Regions from separate parts of the Homo sapiens genome. Here regions 1 and 3 are each linked to region 2. A link is a contact called in ENCODE Hi-C or POLR2A ChIA-PET data. All regions are on one chromosome and are shown on one strand. The core of a region is the stretch at or near the end of the contact, and the rest is flanking DNA. Distances in the headings are between cores, read along the strand shown. Region 1 holds the start of HCK (HCK proto-oncogene, Src family tyrosine kinase). Region 2 holds the start of PLAGL2 (PLAG1 like zinc finger 2). Region 3 overlaps CCM2L (CCM2 like scaffold protein).

The links. A loop is a pair of places that touch in the nucleus more often than their neighbours do. ChIA-PET counts read pairs that join two places held with the same protein, here RNA polymerase II (POLR2A). Pooled maps may share reads with other maps.
Region 1: a loop to region 2 is called in a map of Panc1, with 4 times the contacts of the local background. The contact joins the promoter of HCK here to the promoter of PLAGL2 in region 2. A Hi-C loop is called at or near these places in 2 of 168 maps with a recorded cell type or tissue (B cell and Panc1) and 4 of 50 pooled maps. POLR2A ChIA-PET finds 5 or more read pairs at or near these places in 4 of 52 experiments (Caco-2, HEK293, PC-3 and 1 more).
Region 3: a loop to region 2 is called in a map of naive thymus-derived CD4-positive, alpha-beta T cell, with 21 times the contacts of the local background. The contact joins the enhancer-like site here to the promoter of PLAGL2 in region 2. A Hi-C loop is called at or near these places in 1 of 168 maps with a recorded cell type or tissue (naive thymus-derived CD4-positive, alpha-beta T cell) and 4 of 50 pooled maps. POLR2A ChIA-PET finds 5 or more read pairs at or near these places in 2 of 52 experiments (MCF 10A and activated T-cell).

Annotation. Positions count from the first base shown.
Region 1 is chr20:32,050,872-32,053,571 of GRCh38, forward strand. HCK (HCK proto-oncogene, Src family tyrosine kinase) reads left to right here and starts at 1,371. Exons shown (of 13, transcript NM_002110.5): 1 at 1,371-1,615. The coding sequence starts at 1,554. RefSeq lists a silencer at 1,731-1,790.
Region 2 is chr20:32,206,451-32,209,150 of GRCh38, forward strand. PLAGL2 (PLAG1 like zinc finger 2) reads right to left here and starts at 1,293. Exons shown (of 3, transcript NM_002657.3): 1 at 1,191-1,293. It overlaps POFUT1 (protein O-fucosyltransferase 1), which reads left to right and starts at 1,430. Exons shown (of 7, transcript NM_015352.2): 1 at 1,430-1,615. The coding sequence starts at 1,492. RefSeq lists a silencer at 1,080-1,499 and enhancers at 1,264-2,177, 1,640-1,769.
Region 3 is chr20:32,016,815-32,019,776 of GRCh38, forward strand. It overlaps CCM2L (CCM2 like scaffold protein), which reads left to right. Exons shown (of 10, transcript NM_001365692.1): 3 at 986-1,069; 4 at 1,165-1,348; 5 at 2,129-2,595. Among named protein-coding and RNA genes, the nearest start is that of CCM2L, 7.9 kb to the left of the region's middle. RefSeq lists a silencer at 1,946-2,075. Within about 2 kb of position 1,622, at least 7 of the 41 ENCODE cell types and tissues checked have a DNase peak (open chromatin) inside an H3K27ac peak, as active enhancers do.

The DNA of each region.
Region 1 (2,700 bases), core at 121-2,620, 160 kb before region 2:
CTAGTGGGTAGAGCCCAGGAATGCTGTTAAACATCCTATCATTCACAGGACAGTCCCCCGCAACAAAGAATTACCTGGCCCAAATGTCAATAGTGCCAAATTTAAGAACCCCTGCATTCCCCAGCCCCCAGGACAGCTTTGCTGAATGAATTATGAATGAATGAATGAAGAAATGACTGTGGTCCTGATCAGCTGGTAGCAACGGGAATAGAGAGACGCGGTAGAATTCTTGTAGTTTTGGAGATTTTGGAGGTGTGTTACACAGCATTTAGGGTGATAGCCCCTGTCTTTTCCAGGAGAGGGTGTGTTCTGCCCTTGCCTGGAGCTGGGCACAATCCCATCCACTTGGGGCCTCAGTCACCCTCCAGCCCGACTCCTCCCCTCCCCCGACCACCTCCCCCAGCTTGGGAGTCCTCTGAGCTGCCAGGAAGCCAGGGTGGTTCCTTCGGGCAGGGAACTTTGCATGGCCATGGTGGTTCCTTCGAGAGAGGAACTTTGCATGGTGTCTGAATGGAGCAGGCCTGCGGAAGAGAAACCGCTGACCACAGACCTGCCTGGAAGTCTCGGGCCGCGGAGTTGGGGAGGGCCGGGCCAGAAGGGAGGGGTCGGAGTGGTGGGGAAAAGAGATCACGATGCTTCCGGGGTAGGGTAAGGCCTTTCCAGGGTGGGTTGGAATCTTTGAAGACTGTGGCAGGAATCCCTTGATAGGTGGGGTTAGGATCTCTGAAGGGCAGGGTTGGAATCTTTGGACCGGCGGTATAGACCCCTGGGTATTAAAACTCTTAGGCGGCGGGAGGTTAGATCGCGCAGGAGCAGGAGCGGTATTGGAACCCTGGGGTTTGTGTTCTAAATCTTAGGGCAGGGTTAGAATCCACTGAAGTGAGAGTTCGGATCCTTCCACTGGGCAGATTAGAATCTTTGGGGGCAAGTTGAGTTTAAAAATCCTTCAGAGGTGGGATTAAAAATCCTTTGGCGGGGCGGGGTTAGTATCTTGGGAGCCTTGGAGCGGGTGCTGGGGTTCTTAGACGGGCGGGTTCGAATCCCTAGGAGTGGGATTTGGGATCCTTTGGAGACTGGGGTAGGACGCTGGGCGGTGGGATGGGGAGGTGTTAGGGAAAGTGGAGCGGAAGGGATGGGGGTTCGCATCCTTGGTGGACGCGTTAGAAGCCTCCTATGGATGGTGCTAATATTTTTTTTCTCTTCGTGGAGGGTTTGGGATCCTTCTTGCAGGAGACGGAGGTTATGACCCTCGGGGAGCCGGTTAGGATCCTGGGGTGGCGTCTGAATCTTCGGGGAGGTGTTAGGACACTTGGGGCGGAGTTAGCCTCGCTCAGGGCGCGGCTAAGGCGCCCAGATGGCCTGCGGGCGCCACCACGTCCCTGGTCCCAGCTCGGGAGCACATCAGAGGCTTAGAGGCGAGTGGGAAGGGACTCAGACAGTGCAGGACGAGAAACGCCCGCGGCACCAAAGCCCCTCAGAGCGTCGCCCCCGCCTCTAGTTCTAGAAAGTCAGTTTCCCGGCACTGGCACCCCGGAACCTCAGGGGCTGCCGAGCTGGGGGGGCGCTCAAGCTGCGAGGATCCGGGCTGCCCGCGAGACGAGGAGCGGGCGCCCAGGTGAGTGCCGCGCACAGGGGACCGGGAATACCCGGCCCGCGAGGGGTCCCAGGAGGCGGAGGGAGCCCAGGAGCCTGGGGAGGGCTGGCTACGGGTGCGGCTGGGGGCAGCGAGGGGAGACGGAACGTCGGGGGAGCCGCGGGTAGCCCGGGGGATGAGGGGTCGACAGCGAGTGGAGGGTGCCCTAGGGAGGGGCGGCACTGTTGCGGACTGCTGGATTCCCGGGGAAGGGGACGCTCGGGCCCGTGCAGTGACTTTATCCACCACTTCTCTGGGCCGTCCAGGTTCCCCTTCTTGGGGGGGGGCGGGGATTTTTTTTTTAATTTAAAAAAGAAAAAGAAGGAAGGGATGGGGCTTCACAGAACCCGGGAAGGGGAAGGCCCTTACGGTTCCCGGTGGGGGCCGGGTCACGCCGGGTTGGCAGCCAGCTTGGGGAAGGGGGTAGTTGGGCGGAGGCGTGACGTGCGAGCCACACCCAGGCCGGCTGCAGCTGGTCGGCTCTCTGCCCCTCCTCCCACAACAGGTCTAGGTCAAACCCCCAAACCTCCTGGCCCCAGACCACACTGCATGCATGCCCTGTCTCTTTCCTCCTTGGACGAATTCTCCGCCTCCGAATTCGTTTCCTCATCTGTAAAACGGGGCTATGAAGTCTTTCTTGCAAGGATGCAGGAAATTGGAGTATGCGAGAGGTGGTGCGTGTGAGAGACAGGCTAGTGGGTAGCGGAGGGGGCTTCTAGGGGCAAACTGCCTGTTGGGGCTGGGGTAGAGGATTTGGCCTTTCTTTGCCTCTGTTTTCACAACTGCAGGATGGGGAGAGTAATAGTACCTCCTTCACAGGGTTGTTTAGAGGATTAATTGGGTACTGAAGGGGCCGGGCAGGGTGGCACACGCCTGTAATCTCAGCTTTTTGGGAGGCCGAGGCAGGTGGATCTCTTGAGGTCTAGAGTTTGAGACCAGCCTGGCCAACATGGTGAAACCCCGTCTCTACTAAAAGTACAAAAATTAGCCGGGCGTAGTAGCACACACCTTTAATCCCAGCTACTCGGGAGGCTGAGGCACGAGAATCACTTGAACCTGGGAGGTGG
Region 2 (2,700 bases), core at 43-2,542:
CTGCCTCCCACTCCTGGGGAGGCCTTGAACAAATGGCTGCAACTCATCACAACCCCATTTTCATGGGGAGAAAACGTGATTCGACACCCCCGCTCCCAATCTGGTGGCCTCACCTTAGGAGAGAAAGGTTAGAAACCCAAGACCAGACTCTACACACAGTCCCATGGCTGACAGGTGGAAAAACACACAAGCCAGGAGACAGGCTAAGCTTGCAGGTGAAAGCACCGATTCCCCCACACAGGTGTCCCCATATCCTCCACCTAACAGGCCCCTTTCTCCCCACCAAGGTGGGCCACAGCCTGGTCCCAGGCCAACTTTTAGATCACCCCACTGTGGTGTGGGAAAGGTTCAATTCCCCGAGCCTGGGAGAGATGGGAGTGGATGAGGGCTGGAGAAGCAAAGGAAATCCAGGGAGAAGTCTGGAGGGAGTCTCTGGGATGGGAAGGAAGAGCGAGGATGGGAAGGAATCATGAGCAACTTTCCTGGGTCTCTAAGGGATCCCCACAAGAATGAAATGGGGGATTATAAGGGCTGGAAGGCTGGGGGGATGGGGATAGTCAGAAGTGTATCCTCTGAATTTCAAGAGGGTCTCAAAATGGGTAACGGGATGGAAGATGTCGAAAGCCTGGGAGTATGGCCACTGAGGAGGGAACTACAGGTGGGGCTTATTCGACTTCTCCAGACCCAGATATTTGAGGGAAGCCTCAAAGGGAGTTATGTAAGTCTGGAAAATGAAACAGGGTACAGAGCGGGCTATCTGGAGCAGGAAAGGGGGTTATGTGGGTCTGGGTAGGCGTGTCGGAGGGAGGGAGCAGGTGCAGCTTATCTGCGTCCCCCAGACCCGGGTCCCTGGTAAGGTCAGCAGCGCCTTATCTGGGTCTCCAGGGAGCCTAGGGGTCGGGAATGGGGGACCCTCAGGACTGCGTCTCCAGGTCTCGGAAGGGAGGGGACCGGTGGCTTCCTCGGGTCCCCCAGACACAGGTATGGGGTCCAGGGAGAGTTTTCGTCACCCCAGGGCCTATCTGGGGCCGGGTTGGCGCAGACCGGGCCCCGGGTCGGGGGTGTGGGCGACCGCGCTGAGGGGCCCGAGATGAGGCGCGCCGCCGCTCCGGGTACAGGGCGCGCGGACGCAGCGAGACGGCCTCCCGCCCCTCTCCCCGCCGTCCCCTGGGGCCCTCGCCGGCACTCACCGCGCTCGGGGCCCCACGCTGCGGGCCGGGCCGCGCTCGGGCTCCGCCAGGCCCCCTCAGGCCCCGGTAGTGGCGGCGGTCGGGCCATTGTGCGGTGCATTGTGGGAGCCGCGCGAGCGGGCGCTCGGGTCGTGGAGGGGGCGGTGCCGCGGGATCTCTATGGTCCCGCCCGCCCGCGGGCTAGAGCGGCCGGGGCGGTGCGCGGGCGGCGCGCAGGGACCGCTGGGAGCGGGGCGGGCGCTCGCGTCCCTCCTTCCCTCCCCGACTGTGCGCCGCGGCTGGCTCGGGTTCCCGGGCCGACATGGGCGCCGCCGCGTGGGCACGGCCGCTGAGCGTGTCTTTCCTGCTGCTGCTTCTGCCGCTCCCGGGGATGCCTGCGGGCTCCTGGGACCCGGCCGGTTACCTGCTCTACTGCCCCTGCATGGGTAAGGCCTCCCAAGCCCTCTGCTCAGATGGAGAAACTGAGGCCGGGAGAGGAAAAGCCACTCCTCAGATGCGCCCAGAGACACCTTCACAGGTCCAGGAGAGAACCTCAGAGCGGGACGGGGCATGCTCTTCTCCTCTCTGCCTTAGTTGCAAGGGCACAGAGGGGCCAACGTGTCCAACTTTCCATTTGACAGATGAGAAAACTGAGGCTGGGAGAGGTTACGTGACTTGCTTGAGGTCTAAGCCAGTCCAGGGTCCAGTAAATGGAGTTAGTGGGGCAGGACTTGATGTCACTGACCCACGCTGGCTCCTGGTGATTTTTCATTGATTCAGCAAATATTTATGGGGCACCTATTCTGTGCCGGGCCCTGTTCTCTGTACTGGGAATACCGCAGTGAATAAGATAAACTCCGTGTCCTTGTAGAGCCTTCATTTTAGTTGGGGAAGACAAACAATTGAGAATAAGTAGGCCAGGCGCGGTGGCTCACTTCTGTAATCCCACCACTTTGAGAGACCGAGGCAGGATCACTTGAAGCCAGGAGCTCGAGATCAGCCTAGGCAACATAGTGAAAATCCAATCTCAAAAAAAAAAAAAAAAAAAAAAAGCAGAGCGTGGTATCGTGTGCTTGTAGTCCCTTGGGAGTTATCTGGGCGGCTACTTGGGAGGCTGAGGTGGGAGGATCTCTTGAGCCGAGGAATTCGAGGCTGCAGTGAGCTCTGATCGTGCCACCGCACTGCCAGCCTGGGTGACAGAGTGAGACCCTGTCTCGAAACAAGCAAACCCAAAAAGGGGTAAACATAAAACAATAAATACATAGTTTCATAGAGGATGATGAATACTAAGGGAAAATAAAGAGAGCAGGGTAGGGGAGAATCTAAAGACCATGCCAGGTGCACAGTTGAAATGGGTATGGTGGATCATCATTGTGGAAGTGGATGATCTTAAGGCCCCCAGTGGCTTCCAGACTCCTGACCATGACTTTCAGGGCCCTGAATGATGTGGCCTCCACTGGCCATCTCCACAACTCCCTTCTCTGCTGATCCTCCAGCTGCAGCCACACTTAACTCCTTTGCGTTCCTCACA
Region 3 (2,962 bases), core at 372-2,871, 190 kb before region 2:
ATTGGTGGATTCACCTAGAGGAATAGAACTAAAAATAATTTTTTAAAAGTTGGCCAGGCATGGTGGCTCACACCTGTAATCCCAGCACTTTGGGAGGCTGAGGCAGGCTGATTACTTGAGGTCAGGAGTTTGAGGGCAGCCTGGCCAACATGGTGAAACCCCGTCTCTACTAAAAATACAAAAATTAGCTGGACGTGGTGGCACGTGCCTGTAATCCCAGCTACTCAGGAGGCTGAGGCAGGAGAATCGCTTGAACCCGGGAGGCAGAGCTTGCAGTGAGCTGATATCTTGCCATTGAACCCCAGCCTGAGTGACACTGAGACTATCTCAAAAAAAAGTTAACTATTATATTGAGTAACATTTAAGTGCTAACATTAGGATATAAGAGTAAAGGAAAAATTTGTTGATTTAGTGCATCATTTTTCCTGACAAAATGGTATACTAATTTGATCCAACATTCTTCCCTTTCCATTTGACTTCTGCAACAAGACCATAAGGAAGGCAAGTGATTTGCAATTCCTTTGACAATGATGCTTGGGGTAGAGAGAGCCACTCAGGCCAGAGGAAATTTACAGGTGGTCAGTTCTTTCAAGCTGTTATAATAACTTTTGCTTCCCTATGGAATCTTATAGCTAGATGACTATGTGTTAAGGCAATATAAGCCAGCAGTTGAGAGTGTGGGCTCTGGCATGTGGATCCCAGTTTGATCCTCTCTAGCTATCTAATCCTGGGCAAGTTCTTTAGTTAGCCACACCCTGCCTTGGTTTTTCTCATCCTTAAAGCAAGGGTGAATGAGTGAATATATAGAGAGCGCTCAGAACTTTGCCTAGCTTCTATTAAGGGCTCAGTAAAAGTTATTATCAGGTATATTAATTCATGTATTTCTATCTCAATCTATCCGCACTGCATCAATGAGAAGGCCAGGGTTCTTCAAGGTTTCAGGGTGACATCTCTGTGTCCTTCTCTCACCCCGATTTCCATCCAGTTCCTGGGCCACCTTACCTGGGTGACTTCCTCACTGAACCCCTCCAGTCGGGACGAGCTCCTGCAGCTGCTAGACACCGCCAGGGTGAGACTCTGGGGAGGGAGGAGGGCAGGATCTCGCTCCCTTCTCCCTCTTCTACCTGCGGACCTCGGGAACTCGAGATCTGCCCCTCCCTGCAGCAGCTGAAGGAGCTGCCGCTGAAGACCACGGCGGAGCAGGACAGCATCCTGAGCCTGTCTGCCCGCTGCCTGCTGCTCACCTGGCGCGACAATGAAGAGCTCATTCTGCGAATCCCTACGCACGAGATCGCCGCCGCCTCCTACCTGCAGGACGACGCGCTGCACCTGCTAGTGCTCAAGACCGGTGCGGCGGGAGGGGGCGGGGGCGGGGGAGGGGCGGGGGCGGGGGCGGGGGAGGGGCGGGGGCGGGGGCGGGGCAGGGGCAGGGGCAGGGGCCGGAGGTGTGCGGATGGAGAAGGAGAGGGACCTGCGGCGGGGGCAGAGGAGATGGAAAAGGTCTGACCATACTACCCTGAGACTAGGGGCAGGCCGAAGAGGCTCTGGGAAAGCAGACAGGGCCTGAGGTTGAGGATGAAGGTGGGTGGCCTGAGCCACTACACTGAGGCCAGGTGGTGGAGCACTAAGAGGGTGGAGAAGCCCAAGACCTAGGCCAGGGCTGGATCCGCAGTTACCACCCGGCTCTGAGGCTAGAGTGGACCCTTGGGCTGGGGGCGGGGCCTGATTCCAGGGGCGGGGCTGAGGAGAGGCGGGAAGTCAGAATCCAAGGGGGCGGTCCCTGAAACCCGGGACTGGGTCCCCAGTTAAGGCTCCCTTGGGAGGGGACAGCCTGACCACCACCCTCTGTTCAGAGGGCAGGTCTGAGGCCAGGGGCGCAGGCGTCGTGGGGAGCGTGGAAGCCACCTGGCCAGACCACCGAGAGGCCAGGGGTGGAGACTGAGGCCGGGGGCGGGCCCGAAAGTGTGGAAGCGGAGTGGGCGGGGAACCGCCGCGCTACTTTAAAGCCGGGGGCGAGGCGGCGGTGGAACCCCAGAGCCGCGAGGTCAGGTGGCCAGCCGGCCTCGGCGGGGCGGGGGGGTCTCTGAGTCCCGATCCCCGCGGCTGACGGTCCCCCGGACTCTCCTAGGTCTGGGTGTGGACCCGGTGCCGGCCGGCGTGGATGCCAGCCCAGGCGGCGCAGGACGCGACCCCGGCCCGCCAGGCGGGGCGCCCGAGAAGCGGCGGGTGGGCACCGCGGAGCGGCGCCACACCATCTGCAGCCTGGACTGGCGGATGGGGTGGGGTGGGGGCGCCGCGGAGGCCCGGGCCGGGGGAGGCGGCGGCGGCAGCTTGGAGCGCCAGCGCGCCGGGGCGCGGGCGTCGGGCAGCTGGGAGCGACGGCAGACGTTCAGCGGCAGCTGGGAGCGGCGGCACGGAGGCGGCGGCGGCGGCGGCGGCGCGGGAAAGCCGGGCGGTAGCTGGGAGCGGAGGCAGGCGGGCAGCGGCGGGGGAGGCAGCTGGGAGCGGCGCCACCCCGGCCCCAACCCGCTCGACCCGCAGGACCCCAGCCCCGACGCCTACTGCAACCTGGTCATCCTGGCTGTAGCCAACAGGGTGAGCCCGAGGGCAGCCTGCTCCCAAAGCCCGGCTTCGGGAACGCTGCTTCCCCGCCCCCACCTTGCCCCCGCCCCACCCACCAGGTTCCTAGGATCTGCCCCTGCCTTCTCCCTGCACCTGCCCCACCTAATGGCTCCTAAACTCCGGACCTGGACACCTCCAGGGCATCTCCCCTTGACTCCCTCAATGGGATGAACTCTCAAAATGGCCAAAACAAACTAGATCTAACCTCCAGCCCGTTCCTTCTCCAACGTTGTCAGTGTTGGCCCCACCACAGTAACATTCACGAGGACACTAATCACCAGCGTGAATCTAGGGCCAGCTCATGCCAGACACAGGGCTGCATCAACTCATTTAATTCTCA